Linked DNA regions of Mus musculus: region 2 is linked to region 1. Evidence: chromatin contacts called from ENCODE Hi-C or POLR2A ChIA-PET data. All regions are on one chromosome and are shown on one strand. The core of a region is the stretch at or near the end of the contact, and the rest is flanking DNA. Distances in the headings are between cores, read along the strand shown. Region 1 holds the start of Pde7a (phosphodiesterase 7A). Region 2 holds the start of Dnajc5b (DnaJ heat shock protein family (Hsp40) member C5 beta).

What was found. Hi-C counts contacts between places; a loop is a spot of excess contacts on that map. ChIA-PET counts read pairs that join two places held with the same protein, here RNA polymerase II (POLR2A).
Region 2: a map of mouse embryonic stem cell shows a loop between it and region 1 (2.3-fold over the local background). The contact joins the promoter of Dnajc5b here to the promoter of Pde7a in region 1. A Hi-C loop is called at or near these places in 1 of 37 maps with a recorded cell type or tissue (mouse embryonic stem cell). POLR2A ChIA-PET finds 5 or more read pairs at or near these places in 1 of 5 experiments (Patski).

Annotation. Positions count from the first base shown.
Region 1 is chr3:19,308,246-19,313,428 of GRCm38, forward strand. It overlaps Pde7a (phosphodiesterase 7A), which reads right to left and starts at 3,077. Exons shown (of 13, transcript NM_001122759.2): 1 at 2,619-3,077. The coding sequence starts at 2,756.
Region 2 is chr3:19,505,615-19,510,797 of GRCm38, forward strand. It overlaps Dnajc5b (DnaJ heat shock protein family (Hsp40) member C5 beta), which reads left to right and starts at 2,981. Exons shown (of 5, transcript NM_025489.3): 1 at 2,981-3,092.

The DNA of each region.
Region 1 (5,183 bases), core at 1,827-4,326:
TGAGACTTGATACTACAGCTAACATGTGGAGGCTGGAGGAGAACCATGGAAGCAGTTCTACTGCCTTTATATGGTGCCTGAGGACTGGACTTGGGTGGCCAGGCTTCTGTGATCTGGTACCATGTGCCTTTGCTATCTGCGCAGTATTTTTCTGCACGTTGTCTGGGTCATTTTTAGTCTACAATTACATGTTTGAAACCAAATTTTGGATAAATGAGCCATTACTGTACATATTGTACCACTGTTTCATGTTTAAAATTGATACTCAACTTAGTCTGAGGTACTCTCATCTATTCATTCCCTTAAATATTTATTAATTTCCTACTATGAACTGCACTCTAATACTGAAGTCAAAATGAACTGAAATGATAACTAGTTTTGAATATATTTTCAAATAGAAAATTTGTAAATAAATTCTACTTAGAAACTAAAGAAAAAACTTAAATACATTTTTTTTTAAGACTCTTAAATAAAATCACAAAACCATCTAAACTTCTTCCAAATTCTGTAACGTTTAGCTTAGGAACCAACGATTCAAGGGTATGGCAGCTTGTGAGTCAACCAAATGCTTGTTTTAAAGAGCACTGAATAAGATTCTAAGATTATCTACCTCGTTTTTCCCATGACATATTGCCATCTATCCCCAAAGCATTCAGTTTCACTACACGATTTACTACTAAGTGATACTAAGTGATGGTAACCCATGTCAGCTCGAGTGAGGTACCCTGTTATGTTCACCAGGAAAAAGGTATGTATTCACTAAGAAAAGTTCTGTCTCAGCCTAAGGAGTTCCCACATACTCTCTTGGAGATCTGGAAGTTGTTTATAAGTTTTAAAAGCTAGTAAAATCGGTGTAATTCTATAGAATTTGTGGTTTGTTGCCACAGTCACAGTTTTAAAATTCCACTACCCATTTAATCTTAGTCTAGGGGTGGGCAAAGAAAACTGAAGCTTAAATTGTTTTTTGTGTGGTAATTAAGATACTAGGTAAAGCTCTTGGGGTCAGTTTTGTTTTCAATCCCTTGATCTTCCCTCTCAGGAAGCAGGGACATGTAACACATATTTCATAACTTTAGATAAAGTGTGCCTTACTATTTATATGTAAGTGAAAGTGGGTGTTCGTCATGTCTGCTGATCTCAGGAAGAAAACAGTATTTAGAAATGAAAGTTACTTCCATTAAAGACCTTTAATTACTATTATTGAAAACCTTCTCCTGAGTGCTTTAATATATTTTGATATTATTCTGGAACTTTAAAACGTGTTAAGCAATAATAAAAAATACAGTTCACAAACTACACTTCAAAGTAACAAAAGTATTATTTGAAATTCCACTTAGTATTTTACACTGAATTCTTTAGCATACTACCTTGTATCAGAAGAGTCTGACCTTAAATAAAGAAGAACTCTTTGAAAGGAAACTCACACAGAACCTCCTGCTCTATCTTGCAGGCCAAAAAGGAAAAAGAAAAAAAGGCAAATGACAAATAGAATTTACTGGCGATCTACTATAAGCAAAATCTCTAAAAGATGCTGTCCATTCTAACTGTCTTTAAAATTTCCTTTCTTATAATACAATATAATTGAAGGGAGAAACAGTGTGCTATAAAGGGTAAAGAAATACTAAGCAATAGAAAAAAATAAGAATACTTTATTTTACGAAATGAATACGGGACCTAGGGCAATGGCTCAGGCCTGGTACTTGGAAGTCTGAAGCAGGAAGATCATGAGTTAAAGGCAAGACTGAACAATTTAGAAAGGCCCTGCCATAAACAAGCACACAAATAAACGAATGAATGGATGGATGGATGGATGGATGAATGGCTGAGGCTCACTGATTGGAGTCTAGACCAGCAAATGTAAGCACACTCCTCCAGTACCCGTCCCAAAAGTAATCTCATAAACACAGAACTTCTGGCAGCAGGCAATGAGGGCACCAGGTTCATATGTAAACAAAGTAAAATTCTTCCTCTTTATTCTAAATCTGGCAACCAAATTTAACCCAACTAAAGAGCTGAGCCAAGGACGTCACAGAAAAAAATTTTTTTTTTTTTAATGTTCAACAGCAACTGGTGTTGGGCCATCGGAAACAAAGTCCTTTGTGAATGCTCATCAGTGGTTTCTGAACTAAAGCCGCCTTTATCAAGCGAGAAAACTGATTGGAAACCATCAACTTTGCACACTAGTTCCTGACACCTAGGCCCCTTCCCTACAAAGCAGCAGTTCGCAGTTCGGGTGAGGACCACAATGGGACCACTAGGCCTATTGTTCTGAGAAACTCAGCACCCGCAGCGCTGCAAGGCTCGAGAACCTGCACAGGTGTGGGGGAGGGCTAGGGGGTGGGGGGCGAAAAGGTGAGCTCAGGGTCATGACTAAGGGGACAAGAGGCCCAACTGGTAGGAGACACAGAGAAAGGAGGGGAGGATAAAGTCATGGCTTGGGGCTACCAGCGGGCGTGACGGGTTAGCCGCGGCGAGGGTCGCAGAGGCCAGGGGCACCGAGCACAGCCGAGGGTGAAAGACTCCGGGAAGGGGAGGCCAGCCTACCGAGGCGGGAACAATGGCCCGAGTCCCTCCAGAAGACAAAAGCACCGAGCTGCGGGCCCCGGGGCGGCGGTTACCTGCGAGAGCTGCCGGGGATGCGGGCAGCCGAAGAGCGCGGAGCTGGAGCTGAAGCTGATGGCTCCTCGGCGGCTGAGGACGTGCTGGGGGACCGGCCTGTCCAGGGGCAGCACCGGCAGCTGGTAGCATACTTCCATTGAACACGTCCGCCTTGGATCCGCGCGGCGCCCGCCAGTCCGCGGTCGCCCGCCCCTGCGCTACGAGGGGGCCGCGCCGCGGGGACCCGGGGCCGAGGCGCGCGCGGGGCGGGCGGCGCTAGTGGCCGCCGACGCCTCCCGGCCCTCCGCGCGGCTGGCGGCGGGAAGGGCTGCAGCGGGCTCGGGAAGCCGGGCGGGCGGCGTTAAAGGGGAACCCGCCGCCCAGGCGCTCCGCGGCGCGAGAGCTGGCCCGGGCCGCGAGCACGGGCGCGGAGCGTAGAGCAGTTCGGCCGCCGGAGCCCTGCCCCCTCCCCTCCCCCGAGCCTCACTCCGCTCCGCCGCCGGCGCGAGCCCGGCGTAATTCACACTTTGCAGCAGCGGACCCTGCGCCAACCACGGCCGCCGCCACCGTGACGTCACGACGCCGCGCCGCATGCCCCGCGCCCCGCGCCGCCGCCGCGCCCAGGAGCCCGCCGGCTGTCCGGACAGGGCTGCTCGCGTCCGCTGCGCTAGGCGCCGCGCCGCGCCGCGCCGCGCCCCGCGCCCCCCCGGCCCCTCCCGCCTCCCCGCAGCTCCCTCCCCGCAACCCGCGGCGCGTGCGCAGGAGAGTTACGTGGGGCATCCTCGGGCGCACCGACCCGGAGTTTGTTCGGCCTACCGGATCGGCGCTGTTTCGTCCGACAGATCCAAAATGCCCAGAGCACCGGGCGCCCTCTCCGTGCTCCGCCCGTCGGGGCACCGCGCGCGTCCCCTGTGGAATTCCCGTACTAGGGCGTCGCGGGAGGCCGCTGCGGCGGTGACGCCAGCAGATCTCGGGGGCTCAGTGCTCCCGCTATGTCACCGTCCGTGCCCTACCTAGGCAAGGTTCCAGTGGCTTCCCTTGGCAAGTGAGGCCCCAGACTTTCGGGGCCTGCAGAGCAGAAAAAGACCAAAAACTCCCGAGCGAGAAGGAGGGTCTTTGGATGGAGAAAAGTGAAATTCTGCAACCAAGAAAATGAGAAATGACGATATTGGGAAGACAAAGATGACAAAGAGACCAAAAGTTCCCCTAGCCAACCATCGCCCTTCTTTGTTAGTGTTTGCTGGCTAGGATGTAAGAGAGCTTTTCACCTGTTTTGGTAAGGTGAGGATATAATTTGCTTGTTCTTTTAAGTTTCTGCCCCAAACTGCCAAAGCTTTTCTGCAGGAGCCGACTGTTTCTGATGCTTTGAGCATCAGATACTTTTAGCATGAACGAGCTCCACACCCCCACCCCCACCCCCGCCCCCTGGCAAAATAGATTTGGATCATTTCTCAGGGCATCTAGTCTCCCAGTTATTTAAGATTGGCAAGGTGGCAGGTCTTAGAAGAAGTACAGTGCTGAGCCTGGGCTTAATGATGCTATAAATTGAGTACCGAGTGTACATGATCAGATAAACGGACAAAGGTGGAAGGTGTATTCTTTTATTATTTAAACCTCGTGCCCCTGTGTATTTTCTACATGCCAGGTCTTCATCATGTTTTACGATCCGTTCTGTGTCATGGAATTTGCCTTCACTAGATGAAGAAGCACTAATGAGATTCTTTTAGTGCAGCAACTGATCTCACTGCTTTTGAAATCCTAATTAGTCCCTGTAGTAGATGTGTTAAGCATCTCACTTGGGATTACACCGAGCACTGTGGGCCACTTAGTCTTCAGAAAGTCGTTTATCAGCTGACTAAATTGGAAGTAGATTCCTAGAAACAAACTTGCCCTACACCTAGGACAGATAAATCTCAAGAACTAACCTCAAGTGATATGTACGGACATGGTGGTACAAACCTGTAATCGCTGCCTTTGGAAAGCTAGGGCAACACGATGAAGAGTTGAGAGTTAAAGATAAGCTCAAGTATCATAGTGAGTTCAAAACCAGGCAGACTACATAGTGAGATTCTATCTCAAACAACAACAACAAATTTGAGTACCTCTACACAAAGTTGATACTGGTAAAATTTCATTGAGTAAAATATACCACATTTAGTAATATCCAAATATTTGATTAATTAAATAATAAGACTCACTACTAAATAGGCAACTAAACAGTACATTTCCAGTAAGGTCTATTTCAGGGTCCTTGTTTGAGCCAAGAGCCCTGGCAGGTATTTTATATACAGTATTTTTACCCAACACATAGTAATTTGATCTTATTTATACAAATGAGCAGTCCCTTTCCAAAACTAAGTCACTTCCTTAGTAAACGCTGGTCTGACTTGAGAGCCATGTCTTCCACCATAGCATGCAGTATTATGTTTTCTGTATTGTTGGGAAGGCATTAGGGTGCATCAGAGGAACTCCAGAAAGGGTGAGGGGAGATGTTAAAGAGAGATTTCAAGAGATTGGCTCAAGATTGCTAAAGCTGATGTCTAGAGAGTAGATGGACAGACAGACAGTAATAGTGGACTTTGCAT
Region 2 (5,183 bases), core at 1,731-4,230, 200 kb after region 1:
GGAATTCAAGGCCCATACCTAAACATAATAAAAGCAATCTACAGCAAACCAGTAGCCAACATCAAAGTAAATGGAGAGAAGCTGGAAGCAATCCCACTAAAATCAGGGACTAGACAAGGCTGCCCACTTTCTCCCTACCTTTTCAACATAGTACTTGAAGTATTAGCCAGAGCAATTCGACAACAAAAGGAGATCAAGGGGATACAAATTGGAAAAGAGGAAGTCAAAATATCACTTTTTGCAGATGATATGATAGTATATATAAGTGACCCTAAAAATTCCACCAGAGAACTCCTAAACCTGATAAACAGCTTTGGTGAAGTAGCTGGATATAAAATTAACTCAAACAAGTCAATGGCCTTTCTCTACACAAAGAACAAATAGCATATTCATTTTTTACCACTTTTCTACTGTTGAGCTTTTAGTGTTTCTTTTGTTATAAACAGTGTTACAAACAACTCTTACATTTAAATATTGTTCATGTCCATATTGGATATCTTGGGAGATTCACAGATGTGGGATTGAGTGGAAGGGTAGTAATTAGATCAAAGTTTGAAATTATGTGTGCATCAACCATTCCTTTTAGTTTTTATGCAAGCATTTAGGAAGTTAATAAAACAGCATTTATAACCCATGGGAATGATTTTTCTATATTCCTTAAAGGGTCCCTTAATGCAGTTGCCTTTAAATTTTTTTCTGGGACCAAATGGCAATTCCGACCCAGGGCAAGCTCTATATGTTGCAGAAAATGCTTGGCTGGAAGATCTGGTTTACAGTTAATGTTAACCTTTCTACTTAATTAGCTTCGTGATCTTGTGCAAGTCATAACCACTTTAAGCTATAATTTTCTCATCCATAAAATTGTACTAAACATAATATACCTCACTGAGATGTGATTAAATGAAATGATATATGTGAAAATGGCTTGTAAATGTTGAAGCATGATATAAAAAGTTATTTGTTGGTATTACAAATGATATGTGTGATATGTGTTCCCTCACCCCTTCGATACTCTGAAAGATACAAGTCAGCTCACGCAATGAAGATAATCCCTTAACATCATGGGGAAATGTCTACAAAAAGGAGACGGGGATATGAAGTACATTATAGCAGAAATCTGTTTCTTTACTGATATTCCTTTTCTAGTAAATACTAGAACGTGATGTGTCATTGCAGTAAATATGATTAGTAGCTTTGACTTTCTTACTCATCATCAAATCTGTGAAAACATCAATTACTCAGAGGTCACATTACTTGCTATTCTAGAATTGGTTTGGTGGGCCAGGATTTCTGAGTCCAGGTTAGGACAAGCTCTTCCTGGCATCTATAGGTTGTTAGAAAAATGAGTGGTCTCTACTGCGAATGCTCAATTACTGCAATGCACTTTATTTGGATGGCTTCGTGTCATGCAGATGCAGGTAGTCTCTTGAGCTTCCTGCCAGAAACCCCTGCTGTTGTTGAACTCTGGACAGGAGATCAGGATATAAATGCAATGTGTCCAGAAGGGTTAGAGCACAACACAGAGGGCCTCTGGGCTCTAGTTAGCTCAGACACTTCACCATCCAGGCTATCAATGCTATTATGTGTAAAGCAGGTGAGATGGATGGTCTTTGTCTTAGTGAGGATTTTACTGCTGTGAACAGATACCATGATCAAGGTGTCTTTTATAAAGGACAACATTCAATTGGGGCTGGCTTACAGGTTCTGAGGTTCAGTCCAATATTATCATGGCAGGAAGCATGGCAGTGTCCAGGCAGGCATGGTGCTGGAGGAGCTGAGAGTTCTACATCTTGTTCAGAAAGGTAAACAGACCCCTCAACAGAGGAATGGATACAAAAAATGTGGTACATTTACACAATGGAGTGCTACTCAGCTATTAAAAAGAATGAATTTGTGAAATTCCTAGGCAAATGGATGGACCTGGAGGGCATCATCCTGAGTGAGGTAACCCAATCACAAAAGAACTCAAATGATATGTACTCACTGATAAGTGGATATTAGCCCAGAAACTTAGAATACCCAAGATATAAGTTACAATTTCCAAAACACATGAAACTCAAGAAGAACAAAGACCAAAGTGTGGACACTTTGCCCCTTCTTAGAATTGGGAACAGAACACCCATGGAAGGAGTTACAGAGACAAAGTTTGGAGTTGAGACAAAAGGATGGACCATCTAGAGACTGCCATATCCAGGGATCCACCCCATAATCAGCCTCCAAATGCTGACACCATTGCATACACTAGCAAGATTTTGCTGAAAGGACCCTGATATAGCTCTCTTGTGAGACTATGCCGGGGCCTAGCAAACACAGAAGTGGATGCTCACAGTCAGCTATTGGATGGATCACAGAGCCCCCATGGAGGAGCTAGAGAAAGTACCCAAGGAGCTAAAGGGATCTGCAACCCTATAGGTGGAACAACATAATGAACTAACCAGTACCCCGGAGCTCTTGACTCTAGCTGCATATGTATCAAAAGATAGCCTAGTAGGCCAACATTGGAAAGAGAGGCCCATTGGACTTGCAAACTTTATATGCCCCAGTACAGGGGAATGCCAGGGCCAAAAAGTGGGTGTGGGTGGGTAGAGGAGTGGGGGGGGGAGGGTATGGGGGACTTTTGGGATAGCATTGGAAATGTAAATGAGGAAAATACCTAATAAAAATTTTTTTAAAAAAAGATAAACAGAATACTGGCATCCCCAGGCAACTAGTAGGAAGCTCTCTCAAAGCCTACCCCCATAGTGACACACTTTCTTCAACAAGTCCACACCTCCTAATGGTGCCACTCCCTGGTCCAAGCATATTCCAACCACCACAGTCTTCAATGTTTCTTTCCGGAGATTTCAAAAGGTCCTGAGTGCTAAAGTAAATGAAAATTGAGAGACTGTTAGTGATGTGGGTGGGAAGATCTCAGCTGGGTAGTGGGGGTAGGGAAAATTCTAGTCTATGACATCACAATACCCAGCATAGACTAGAGCTTAGCATCTGAGAAGGAAAAGCAACGGAGGCTCAGTTATTGACAGAGCAGGGGAAGAACACTCGTGGAAGGACCCAGAAGGATCAGCCAGCCATGCCTCCAGTTCAGGTACAAGGTACATGACTTTTGCTAAGCTAATCACAGGACTCAATAGTGTCTAAAGGAAAAGAAGACACTTACACGGGTACCTATTTTTTTTAAGGGATGGTAGGAATCCAGAGGGGCTTCCAGCAGAAGTAAAGCTGGTATATCCAGGAGGCTATGAAGCCACAAAACACAGGCATTTATAAAGTTCTCAGATAACCACTGGCCCCTCCTCAACTTCTGGGAAAGTGCAAAAAGCACTGGTGTCTCCAGTGGTCAGTTCGTGGTTATTTTCTAAAGGGACTCACTCATTCTATGATATTCTTCTACACAGGAGTTTTGGTTTTTAGTGACTTCTCCCAGGATGACAGAGAAGAGTGAATATTTTAAATATTTAAGTGAAAGAATAATTTTAATAGAGATGGTTTTAAAAATACAACAAAAATTAATATAAGGAGGAGAAAGGTGTATTATGGGTTAACAATAGAGATTAACTTCAAAGTCTAGTTTTGAAATTCCAAGACTTCAGAGGCAAAAGGCCACCCCTAGGGACAGTGGAAGAGAGAGAGGCCTTGTGGTTGAGAAGTCAAGTTGCACAGTTCATCTGCTTTTACCCCTACTCCACTCCTCCCATGTCTAGGGACTCAGCAGTGAATCGTTGCTGGACGTGTGAACAGTTCTGTTTTCTTTACTTTGCTTTGGGGTTTTGGCTTCTAAAGTATTTGTTTCTTCCTGGAGGCCTAGAAAGACTCCAAGTGACAGCAAATAGCCGTTCTGTTTAGCAGCAGGCGGAGCTTAGGATTGGTGCCAGGCCCTGACTCATCTCTGTTTGGACTCCCTTGGGTCTTAACACAGAGCAACTCCACAGTCAGAGGCTAGGACTACTCAAACAGGCTTTTCTGATCATGGTCTGCAAGAGCCGTGTTAGGACACTGTGGAAGGAGCAGCCTGGGGCTCTGATTCGGATCAGTAACCTACAGGACACACCAGGCACAGTAGACAAGAAAGGGGATCAAATCCACCTGGGATACAGTTTTCACTCAGCTTCCAACAATCATGCATGTGTATCACAGCAGTAAGACCAGGGCCCCGACACTCTACGAAAGCAGCAGTAACCCATAGCATGTGAGACATTTGTTTGTTTGTTTGTTTTGTTTTGTTTTTTCGAGACAGGGTTTCTCTGTGTAGCCCTGGCTGTCCTGGAACTCACTTTGTAGACCAGGCTGGCCTCGAACTCAGAAATCCGCCTGCCTCTGCTGAGGGACCCAGAGCAAAGCAGAAGTGCCTGCTCACTGTATAGCACACATTCAACTTTCATCTGGAAGGTTGCTATGATTTTTCACAATTGAGTTATGGTCCAATTTCTTAAGACTCTGAAAACTAAACTTTCACTGATCAGTTTTTAGACTTCTTTCATTCTATAGACACCGAAAAGCCAGGCTTAGGCTTTATGTAAGCCAATAAACAGAAAACATAATTTCCTAACTCATCTGTATTTACATTTATTGACTGGAATATTCATGAACTTTGCCACGTGGCACAGGATTTTAGAGTTGTAGGGAGATCATGTAGGAAACTGCCCCAGCCCCTCCTGTCCTGAGGACAGCAGCACAGGGAAGTGTGTTGTCTGGGAGCCACAGCTCCAGTCTTGTCAGCTAGCTCCAGTACACGCTGTCCTTGACTCATGTTAAATTAGTTTATATCTGAGCTAACTCTGTGCATTTCCAAGCTTAGAATACTCGAAAAATGAGAACACCTCATTTCCCGCACCGGTTATCGGTAACTGCGGACCGTGTCTAAAGGTAACATTGCTCATCCTTTAGCCTCTGCACTGCCTCGTGACTAACAGATGTGCGGTCAAGACCCCCAAACCCATCCAAAAGTTTGAGATAATGATGAAAAAAAAAAACCCACAGGGAGTTTAGCAAGCTACCTTGTCTTGAAAACTGACTAGATACAGCCCATTACAAAGAAAACAAACAAAAAAAAATGGGCTGGGGAAACGGCTCTGCCTTAACCTGTTTACACGCGGACACGAGGGCAGAGTTCCGATCCCTAGCACTCATGGGGAAAAAAAATGGTGTGTTGGTACATGCCTGTGAGCAGAGAGCTAGGGATGGAG